Linked DNA regions of Homo sapiens: region 1 is linked to region 2. The links are chromatin contacts, found by Hi-C or POLR2A ChIA-PET in ENCODE. All regions are on one chromosome and are shown on one strand. The core of a region is the stretch at or near the end of the contact, and the rest is flanking DNA. Distances in the headings are between cores, read along the strand shown. Region 1 holds the start of OR6K2 (olfactory receptor family 6 subfamily K member 2). Region 2 overlaps SPTA1 (spectrin alpha, erythrocytic 1).

Region 1 (6,944 bases), core at 3,874-6,373, 54 kb after region 2:
AACATGGTGAAACCCTATCTCTAGTAAAATTACAAAAATTAGCTGGGCATGGTGGCAGTCGCCTGTAATCCCAGCTAGTCAGGAGCCTGAGGCAGGAGAATCACTTGAACCCGGGAGGTGGAGGTTGCAGTGAGCTGAGATCGTGCCATTGCACTCCAGCCTGGGTGACAGAGTGAGACTCTGTCTCAAAAAAAAAAAAAAAAAAAAAAAGAAAAAAAGAAAAGAAATCTAGGTGTGTATGAGCTTAGACTCTCCCTGGGTGGGTCTAGTGCGGCTGCTGTTGGGGATCGGGGTGAGGTTCCCAGGTCAATGGAGTTGTGTACCTAGGAGGAATACGGCTGCCTCTGCTGAGTTATGCAGGTTGTCAGGAAAGTGGGAGAAAGCTAGAGAACATATATGAAAAGAAATCTAGAGAACATATATGAGAATAGATAATAAGGATATGTAAAAATAGTGGAAGGAACATAAAGTTGGATCAAGTTAAATTTATTGATATGGGCTCACTAAGCAGAGATTTTGAATTTAATGTTCCAGCTCAGGGAGTAGGAAAGGGATGCAATAGGTTGGTTGGTTGGTTGGTTGGTTGATTGATTGGTTGAAAGATGGCTCAAAAGATGACCCACCAAAAGCAGAGGAAATGCTTGAAATTGGACTGTTATTCCATAGATTCCACAGTGAAGGGAAGGAAGAGTATGTCTGGTACACAGGAGATTCTTTAGCACGTCTTTTAGTATTTCCGTGCCCTGTGATTAAGGACAATAAAAAATTACAACACCACAATCCAGAAAGGACTACTAATGACCAAGATCCTTGAGGAATTAATGTTCGGGTCACCATATCAGTTAAGGAACTATGACCAATAGATGTGCTTGATGAAGGCAAAGTGAATACAGAATGAGTAGTAGGAGAAGGTAGTTATAAATACTAGCTATGATAACATGACTAGTTATAAAAATGGAAACTATAATTATAATTGCCAGGAGTGTTTCCTCCTTATTTTGTTGTGAACATGTTTATATATACTCACACACATATATATACACACACATTAGCAAATGTGTTTTCTTTCCTCTCTTACTTTTATCATATAACATAAGACACATTGCTTTATATCAATATTTAATAATTGTTAATTTTACATCATAGTATTTAAGTTATATTAAGAAAAAAGTAAACATCACTCAAGGATTTACTGCCTCTTCTGATCCTTTGAAACCCTAAATAGAACAAAAAGGTAAAGGAAAGGCAAATTTGTTTTTGTTTTGAGATGGGATGTTCATCTCCTTCTGCCTTTGGACACTGGGTGCTCCTGATTCTCAGGCCTTTGGATTTGGACCTGGGTTTATACTATCAGTTTCCCTTGTTTTCAGGCCTTCAGACTCAGGTTAAATTATGTCACAAGTTTTCCTGATTCTCTAGCTTATAGGCAGCAGATCATGAAGTCTGTGGTCTCCATAAGCATATGAGCCAATATTTATAATATATTTTTATAGATAAATAGATAAATATCCTATTGGTTCGGAGTCTCCAAAGAATGTTAGATAATACATCTCTCTATTTCCTCAAGAATATAGCTAGAATATTTAAAAATGTAGCATGGTAGTTAAGAGAAAAGCTTTTGAACAAGCAGAGACCTGGGTTCAAATTATAACTCAGCTTCTTACTAAATGTGTATCCTTGGACAAAAGCTTAAGCCCTATTAGCTATAGTTTCCTCCCTCTTAAAGCAGTACTGATATTAATACCTATTGCAAAGAATTTCTATAAAGTAATGTATGTGTATGTGTGTGTGTGTATGACAATGTCTTAAAAGTGAAGAGTGCCCAATAAGTGGAAAATTGCATTAATATTATTATCAATAAATATAATTACAATTGTGAATATACTAGGTATATTAGTCAGGGTTCTCTAAAGGGACAGAACTAATAGGATAGATGTATTATTAAAGCGTATTGACACACTATCACAAGGTGGGGTACCACAATTGGCCATCTGCAAGCTGAAGAGCAAGGAAACCAGTCCGAGTCCCAAAGCTGAAGAGAAACTTGGAGTCTGGTGTTCAAGAACCATAGAGCGTGGGAGAAAGGTGTAGTCCCGAAAACTAAACCAGTTTAGTCTTTCCACGTTCTTCTGCTAGCTTTTATTCTGACTGCACTGGCAGCTGATTAGATTGTGCCCACCCAGATTGAGGGTGGATCTGCCTTTCCCGGTCCACTGACTCAAATGCTAATCTCCTTTGGCAACACCCTCACAGACACACCCAGGAACAATACTTTGCATCTTTCAATCCAATCAAGTTGACACTCAATTAAACATCACATATGGTATTTTATTATTACTAGTAAAAATTTGATTAATAAATGCAGTGCAATGTTAGGTAAAATAAATATATTTAAAATTAACAGGGAATAAGTTAGCAGTTTCTGTCCTCTCCAGGCCAGAAGGCATATATTTCCTTAATCCTGTGTATTCACTAAGAGCACATTTACAAGGTAACAGGAACATCAACACACGATGAACTTTTTTTCTCTGTTTTATTTTCCCTTGTTTTTCCCACAGCTTGGAATTTTTTTTTATTACATGCATGCACACACACACACAGAGAACTAGGAAAATTACTTTATGTTCATAATTTGAAATGAAGGTATGTTTAATCACAGAAGTTTTTAAGGCAGGCTAATAAAGCAATCAGATTTAAGTTGTAAGAACAGCTCAGTTTGCAGTAGGGAAAGAAGCTTGAAGTTGAGAAAGTATGGATGTAAGACAGGTAGTGTTAGCTATATTATTTTTTAGGGATATTGATAATATTTAGGAAATGATTATGTATTGAAAAATTTAAAAGTAGAGAGGACAGAGAAAAAATGGTGTGACCCTTTCACATAATGGAGCTTTATGTAGATCAGCTCTGTAAAAATATTGCACTTACAACAGCATCAATTAGTCAATAAATTGGAAAAATAATGACATTTTTCGTGTCACTTGAAGAATATTAAAAATACATGACTTAAACTCAGTGATACTTCTTGCATTTCTTTTTCCCTCTGTCCTCTTGTTCTTCAACCAAGTATCCCTTAAAGCCTTTCTCTTACCCAGACCCCCTGCACCCACAATCAACAGGTTTTCTCTGATTTTTCTTCTCTTCTGTATCCCAGACTTTTATTTGATAGCATTAACCCTTTTTATAAGATCTCTCCTTAACTTGTCTTTCCATTTTATTTTAAAATATCATAAGATTTAGGAGTAAAAGTAATGAAAGGATTGTGGCACAAAAGTGGGGAAATCACACTGACAGCTATAGGATTTGTGTTGGCAGGCTAGAGAAGGGTAAAAATTTATTAACATTTGCACAGTAATAAGCTTTATCCTATCCCAGCTGAATCATGAGCCCTGGAGAAAAATCGCTTTTTATAAAGCATGTATGACATGAAGACTCAGCAAGAGAAAGAAGCGTCAATGAGGTAGGATAAAAAAGAGTTTGGAATCCTAAAAGCCAAAGAAGAGAGCTTGAAAGAGTTGTTGCCTAACACAATTGGTCGATTGTCTAAAACAATCAGAATGCAGCATGGCGGTATGTTGGTTTATTCATTCAACAGATCATTTTTATGTTTATTACTTAATATGTACAATGCATTTGATCACAGTGAATGCAACATCTAGGTTTTTTATGTATCATGAAAAAACTGATTATTTAATGAGTAACAATTAAATTGCTTATTGATCAATACTTGGATACTCAATTTAAAAATTTGAGTCATTCTTCAACTATAGAAGCTAGAGGCACCATGGATAAAACTTAGTCTTATGAAGGATACTTTTTAAATTACCAGGTCTTACAGACAAATATTTTAATTGCTTTAAAATTAAAGTAAATGTTTATGCAGAACATTTCAACAAAATGAATTTACTTTGAATAACTTGAGTGGCAGAAACTGTAATTAATAAAGTCAGATTGAAAAATATGTCTAATTGAGTAATGATTAAATAGAAGTTATTGACGTTAGCTATTGCTGAATTTGTTTCCTTTTGTTTGGTTTGGTTTGGTTTGGTTTGGTGAGCTTTGGGAGACCAGTTTGAATAGAAGGTTGATAGGAAAAGACAGATTGCTGAGAGCTGAAGGTGAAGAGGAACCAGCAACTATACAGAATCTCAACTAAAATATCTTACTTGAGGTCCCTGGTCTTACGGAAAAAAATATCTTAGCTTGACCTATGTGCTTTTTTATAGCTTCTTTTATTTCTTTATTCCTCAGGCTATAGATAATGGGGTTGAAGAAGGGAGACAAAACTGCAAAGGCCAGAGCAATGGCTATATCCCAGAACAAAGAGTAGGTGGCAGAGAAGCGTAGGTACATGAGAGTCACACTGCCAAAGAAGAGCGAAAAGACAATGAAGTGAGAGACACACGTGGAAAATGCTGTGCGGCGGCCTCCAGCTGAATGAATACGTAGAATTACAGCCACAATACCATCGTAGGACATGAAGATGAGCATCACAGCTGTAATAATCTCCACTGCATGAATGACATCCACTACCTGAATCATGACGATGGCTCGTGTGTCTGTGCAGGCCAGACGCAGCACTGGGAGGAAGTCACAGAAGATATGTTCAAGGTGATTCGAACCACAAAATGGCAGTGTAGAGATCCAGGCAATCTCAGGAAGGGGTGTGATAAAGCCACAAACACAGCAACTTAAAGTCAGTTGGGTACATAGCTTGGGGGTCATGATAGAGGGATAATGAAGAGGGCTGCATATGGCCAGGTAGTGGTCAAAGGCCATAACTGTCAAGAGACACACCTCACAGATGCCGGTGGAATGGAAGAAATACATCTGCAGGAGACAACCATTGAAGGAAATGCTCCTCTCACTAAGCAGGCTAGACAGCATCTTTGGGATTGTGGCTGTGGTATACCAAATCTCCAGGAAAGAAAGAGCACTGATAAAAGTATACATGGGAGTGTGGAGGTGAGTATTCAACTGGACCACTGTGATGATGACCAGGTTTCCAACAACAATGAAAGCATAGATGAAGAGCAGTGGAACAAAGCAGACAACAGACTTAACCCAGGAATAAGGGAAAGCGGAGAAGATAAACTCCTGAATGGTGGTTCGATTGGGGCTCTCCATCTCCAAGTTGAAAGTGAGAGTTTCAATTTCCAGTGCACTCAAGCCTTCTAGGAGGCATCTACTATTGGATAAAGGAATACACTTACAAGAAGCCAGCGTCTGAATAGAGCCCTGTAATGGGGATAGAGAGGAAGACAAGGAAGAAGGACATGGTCCATATTCTATAGTTGCTTACGACTTAAGTTGTAGTGTGGAAAAAATCCAGTCAGAAAGCACAGTCAATATTTTGGATGTGAGATTCTCAGATATATTAACATGCATCAGAATCACCTGGAGGGCTTGTTAAAACTCATATTGCTGGTCCTCATACTGAGAGTTCGGTCCTAATCTGTAGTTCTGAGGTAGGACCCAAGAATTTTCATTTCTAACAAATTTTCAGGCAATGGTGGTCCTGCTGGTCAGGGGACTATATTTTAAAACAACTTTGTTTAGGCGAATATAGAATTAGACAGAGCATTGAAGGAATAATCAATAATTAAGAGGACGTTCTTTTCGATATTTAAATCTTATTGATTCCCTAATAATCTCCCCACATTGTTCCATATATTTTTTCTTCAAGCTCCCAGTTTATTGGATTCTTGGCATATGATTTGATTGGCATATTTTTATAATAAAGACAAAACCATTACTGGTGAATTCTTTCAACCCTCTTTCTCTAATAACTCTTCCTCTCTTCATATGTATATTCTTAACCATAATTCAGAGAATATTTGGAGAAGAAAAGCCATATAAATAATCATAAGTTATTTTACCTTGTTTTATAAGATAGTCTATTCTATCTCCTTCCTTTCCTTCTCTTCTACGTCTTCTTGGTAAGGAGATCTTAAAGGGGTTTTGTACCAGAAGCCTTTGGTCAAATGTAGTAACTTATGAAAACTAACTATATTAATAAATAAATGCTTAATATAGTTGTACACTTGCTCTGGTACAATTGAATGGTGGTAGTTAGAAGGAAGGGCAGAGCTGCAGTGCCCTGTAGAATACAATTTAAACTACACACATTATAGGAAATTGTCCTATTAATTTATTCTCTTTTCAGAATGTTTTGTTTTACTTTATTTGTCTCTTCTGCAATCAAACATGCACATTTCTTCTTATCTTGGGAGAAAATACTGTTTCTATTCAGGTTATTTCCCTCCTTTGTAACAACTGCATTATTTTTCCAATGTGTAAAAGGTATTTATTCTATTCATTCTTCTTTGAATCTCTGAATAATGTATCCACCCTCAACTTCCCATATCTCTTTTCTTAAGGTATACTAGCGACTTTCTCATTGAAATTTAATGGCCTCCCTCTGTCTTCATTGCCACTAACTTCCAAAGGTCAATTGCCCAATGTTTGAAATTCCTTTTTTTGCCTATTTGACACCACACTATCCTGGTTTTCCTCACTGATTATTCAATTTTTTATATCCCAAGTGTAAACATAACCGCAAATTCTGTGATCATTTTCTCTTTTCTCTATATTTCCTTTCACACAGAAGAATCTATTGTTTCAAGATCTTATTTATTCAAGATTATTTATCAGCTCGTATTGGCCTTCTATTCTCGGTGGTTATTATGACTCCAGAATTCCTTGTTTTTGATATCTCTCACGACCTCCACATTTTCCTTTTTTTTTTTTTTTTTTTTTTTTTTTTGAGTCGGAGTCCCACTCATCACTCAGGCTGGAGTGCAGTGGCGCGATCTCGGCTCACTGCAAGCTCCGCCTCCCAGGTTCACGCCATTCTCCTGCTTCAGCCTCCCGAGTAGCTGAGACTACAGGCACCCACCACCACGCCTGGCTAATGTTTTGTATTTTTAGTAGAGACGGGGTTTCAC
Region 2 (4,171 bases), core at 1,470-3,969:
TGAAATCCTGTTTCTGCTAAAAGTACAAAAATTAGCTGGGCATGGTGGTGGGTGTCTGTAATCCCAGCTACTCAGGAGGCTGAGGTAGGAGAATCACTTGAACCCGGGAGGCAGAGGTTGCAGTCAGCCGAGATCACACCACTGCACTCCAGCCTGGGTGACAGAATGAGACTCCATCTCAAAAAAAAAAAAAGTAAATCAAAATGTTTATAAATTATAAAACCAGACAAATGTGTAGGATTTCTGTTATTATTACTACGGATTATTATTTTAATTCCTTTACTAGTCATTATTACCTGGGCAGTGATTGCTTTGTCCAAATCGTCCCGTTTCTTCATCAAAGCCTCCAGACTGTCTAAGGAACTTTTGTCATCTGACCTCAGGGAATTCTCACGTGCCACCATCCAGCTCTCAACTTGATCACAGTTCCCCTGGAACATCTATGAGGAATCAAATGAGAGGGGTATGGTATAGTCCATGTGGTGTGGAGGAAATGATGTTACACCTCTTTCAGGATCATGACACAAAGGGTTTTGCAAGGAGTACTTACCATCTTCCAAGAAACACTCATGTGACAAATCTTAGCTGTACTGGAACTTTTCCTCTTTTCCAAACATACACTTTATGTTTCTGTATATGCTACCTCCAATTCCTGGGGTGCTATTTCCTATTTCTTAAACCTTGTTAATACTGGCTGGTCATTTCCTTAAGACTTTGTGAAACGTTATCCTTCAGGGTAGCCTGTGACACAACCACTTACTTCCCCCAAAAGCTTTAATCACTTCTTGTTTTTTAGCCTCAAAGCACTCGTACATTTTGGTTTATTAATAATCATCTCACTGTACTAGTAAAATTTATCTATATGTCTAATTTCACTATTTAAGAAATGGGAAACTATCTTACTAATCTTTGTGGCACTCCGAGCCTCCACAGAGTAGAGTCTCAACAAAAATCAGCCAATCAATTCCTCAGTCAATCAACAAATGATAGTCAACCCACCTCATGCTCAGGACTGATCACCATCTTGTTTGGCTCTTCTAACAAGAAAGAGCAGAGAATATGACAATGATCGGTATAGAAAGCATAGTACAATGCTAGGTAATTAAGAGATGAGCTCCCTTTGTGTTTATAACGTGGAAAGTCTAGTGAACGGAGCCTGTAATGACCATATGAAATTGCATAGGAGAAACAGACTACTGAACCTGCTTAACAATTGGGAAATTTGCTGTACCTGCAACTCCAGGCACTGGTCTAGGATCTTCTTGCGTTTTTCCCAAGCCTTCTCCAAATCATCTCTCTCTAGCTTGACAGCTTGAAGCTTTTTTTCAATTTCAGGGCTAGCATGGTGCCCACTGTCGATAAGTTCTGCACTGAAGTCCTCTAAGGCCTGGAAGGTGGGAGCCTCTGCCTCCATGTCAGCACGGTGCTCCTGTGGGAAAAAGGGGGAAGAAATCAGTGAGGCCAACTCCATTGGAAATTTTAAAATTAGTAGAGGTTTCAGGTCAAGTGATCAGTGGCTGTGACTTTTGTAGTTTTACCTGATGTCTCTCCAGCAAGATCTCTATGCCAGTTAAGTCTTCGGCCAGCTCCTGTGATGATACCATGCCACCAATGCTACTGATCCAGTTCTGCAGATCCCTAGATAAACAGACACATTGGAATTGACAAGAAAACCTTGCAACTTGCTACAGTGCTGTTTGTCCTACAGTTTTCCATTCTCTAGAAAACATTTCCAGAATAACATTTTTTATCTGGCTTTATATGCTTTACAGATCTTACGTTTGCTGTTTTTATTATATCACCTAATGATAACAATCCCTTGTATTTGAAAGCCTCTTCACTTTTATTATCTTTTTCAATTCTTGCAGTAATCCTGCAGAGATTCCGGGAATTTTTTGTTTTCATTATGGAGATAAAGAAGTCACCTTAGAAAAGGTAATTAATCTGCCTATGTGGTATAACTAAAAGCAGACATCTTCAATAAAACCTAGACCTCTGGAATCCTGGACTGTTATATATTTCATTACTTCTGTTGGTTACTGTTCCTTTTAAGTGGTTTCTAGGGTTTGAAGATACATCTTATTACAGAGTCTCAAAGAAATCATGTCTTTCCTCTTACTTTTATTCTCAAGTGAATCTAGCACATATTTTGGCCAACATACACATACACACACAGGCCTCCACACTGTTGATTAAATCAAGGTCTATTTCCCTACCCTTTTAGTAGTCAGGAAGTTAGACGAGCAAAACTAAGGTCTATCTTCTTAAAAGGCAAATTTTAACTATGCATTAACTTTAAAGCATATATGGTGTATAAATTAAGCATCTCATAAAGAATGTCATTACTCTTGTTTGCTCAACAGGAACCCTTAGCTCTAGGAAAGAGAGGTCTCTTCTTTTGTAAATTTATTTATTCAAGCAACTAAGTTTTATTGGGTGCTTACTAAGTACCAAACATTGTGAAAAAGGCATATCTGTGCCTTCTAGGAACTCATACTTTAGGTTAAGAATGGATAAAAACAAAACAAAACAAAACAAAAAACAAACAAAAAACAGAGCATAGGCACTAATAGCAATTAAAAAACAAAACTGAAAGCAAAAGTATCATATGGAGTAAAATAAGATGTTAATGTTGCTCAGGGGTGGGAACACTACTCTGAAATACTGAGGAGTACAGCTTCATAAAGGGAAGGAAGCACCATTGGAATGGGTGTGGGTGCTATTTATTTAAACTGTGTCAAAAACTATAGCTTTCCAGTGCTGAACTGGGGAGGGGATTTCCAAGAGGAACTACAGTCATTTGCCAAAATTTGCCTCCTTTTTTCTTGAAAAGCATTGCATTGAGAGCTACAACTTCCTGGACCCTCTACTCTAATGCTCCTCTCAGCTGACTGATGCGATAGAGCCAAACGTGGGAACTGTTCCACAAAGTATATGTTTGAGAGGTGAATTTTGGATTGTGATAATGTCTAGACTTTAGTAAGATATTCACAGTTCTCTGGAATTTGGTCCCAATATTATTTTTAAGTTTATCTCTTACTACTTCTCCTTACCACCCCCTCCCCAAACATGTTCTTATGCTTATTCTTTTCTCATGATTATGTCTTTTTTTGCACAGTTCAGTCTACATGAATTGTTTTCTCTTCTGTTAAAAGTTTGACTGATAAGGTGTAATAAAATGTTACTTTATCTACAGTGCATCATCTATTCTACCCAACTCTGAATTCCCACTGCTGTTTGTTACAATGTGTGTTTTCGGCCTCATTATGTTCTACCATAGTTATTTGTATTCAACAGAATACTGAATACAGTAGAAGACTGAATACTACTGTCTCTTCAGTAGAACAAAAAAGCTTCTACATTATAGAAGCTTACTTAATTGGCCTACATGGCTTCATATTCTTTCAAACTTTGTATTTTATTGCTTCTAGTTTCAAACCTGAAATTTTTTATGCCTTGCAAGAGGTGAGACTTAAACGTAGTGATGCCCTCCAAAACCAGCAGTGAACAGCATCTGTACCCAGACTGCTCCCAGACAGTCTACTTAGAGGCCAGACACGGAAGTTACCCACCCCACTCTACCTGGCCTTGCTGAGGAACAGGTAGAATTTCTGGGCCTCATTTAGGCTCTCCTTACGATCCTTTGTACGCCCCTGCAGGTCTTCCCAGGCCTCATTCAGCTCCATTTTCTGTCTCTGCAGGTCCTCAGTGGCATCTGGATGGGACTCACTGAGCCGCTCTGCTGTCTCCCCCAGTATGGTCACCTGGGGAGGTACAATAGCTCTGATAATCAGCCTAGAGACACACCTGAATCTTAGCAAAAGGAGAATCCTGAGTCCCAGTATTCAGCTCCTCAAATAGATATCAGTGATGTACAAGTATGTCATCATACTTTACAAAATAATATCAACCTTTTAGTCCACATAACTCCCTAAGGTAGTTACAATTGGCATTACCATACTTCTTTTTAAAAATAAGAGAGTTGTGGGGAAGAGTGGTTAAGTGACTCTGCTGGTTAGTGGCAACCTCAATTAGGAAACCCAAGGGTCTTGATTCTTCATGTGAGGAGCTTCTTTTTGCTCTGCATGATAATGCCAAGCCTCTGAGTATATCTGACAAGCTCCAGAGTACACTTTTGGGTTGAAACAGAGTTAAACAACTCATTCAATTC

What was found. Hi-C counts contacts between places; a loop is a spot of excess contacts on that map. ChIA-PET counts read pairs that join two places held with the same protein, here RNA polymerase II (POLR2A).
Region 1: a loop to region 2 is called in a map of astrocyte of the cerebellum, with 5 times the contacts of the local background. The contact joins the promoter of OR6K2 here to the enhancer-like site in region 2. A Hi-C loop is called at or near these places in 3 of 168 maps with a recorded cell type or tissue (A673, astrocyte of the cerebellum and endothelial cell of hepatic sinusoid). POLR2A ChIA-PET finds 5 or more read pairs at or near these places in 1 of 52 experiments (activated T-cell).

Annotation. Positions count from the first base shown.
Region 1 is chr1:158,695,529-158,702,472 of GRCh38, forward strand. OR6K2 (olfactory receptor family 6 subfamily K member 2) reads right to left here and starts at 5,124. Exons shown (of 1, transcript NM_001005279.3): 1 at 4,150-5,124. The coding sequence starts at 5,124. The coding sequence ends at 4,150.
Region 2 is chr1:158,643,957-158,648,127 of GRCh38, forward strand. It overlaps SPTA1 (spectrin alpha, erythrocytic 1), which reads right to left. Exons shown (of 52, transcript NM_003126.4): 27 at 3,583-3,764; 28 at 1,539-1,638; 29 at 1,232-1,429; 30 at 297-440. Among named protein-coding and RNA genes, the nearest start is that of SPTA1, 41 kb to the right of the region's middle. Within about 2 kb of position 2,720, at least 2 of the 41 ENCODE cell types and tissues checked have a DNase peak (open chromatin) inside an H3K27ac peak, as active enhancers do.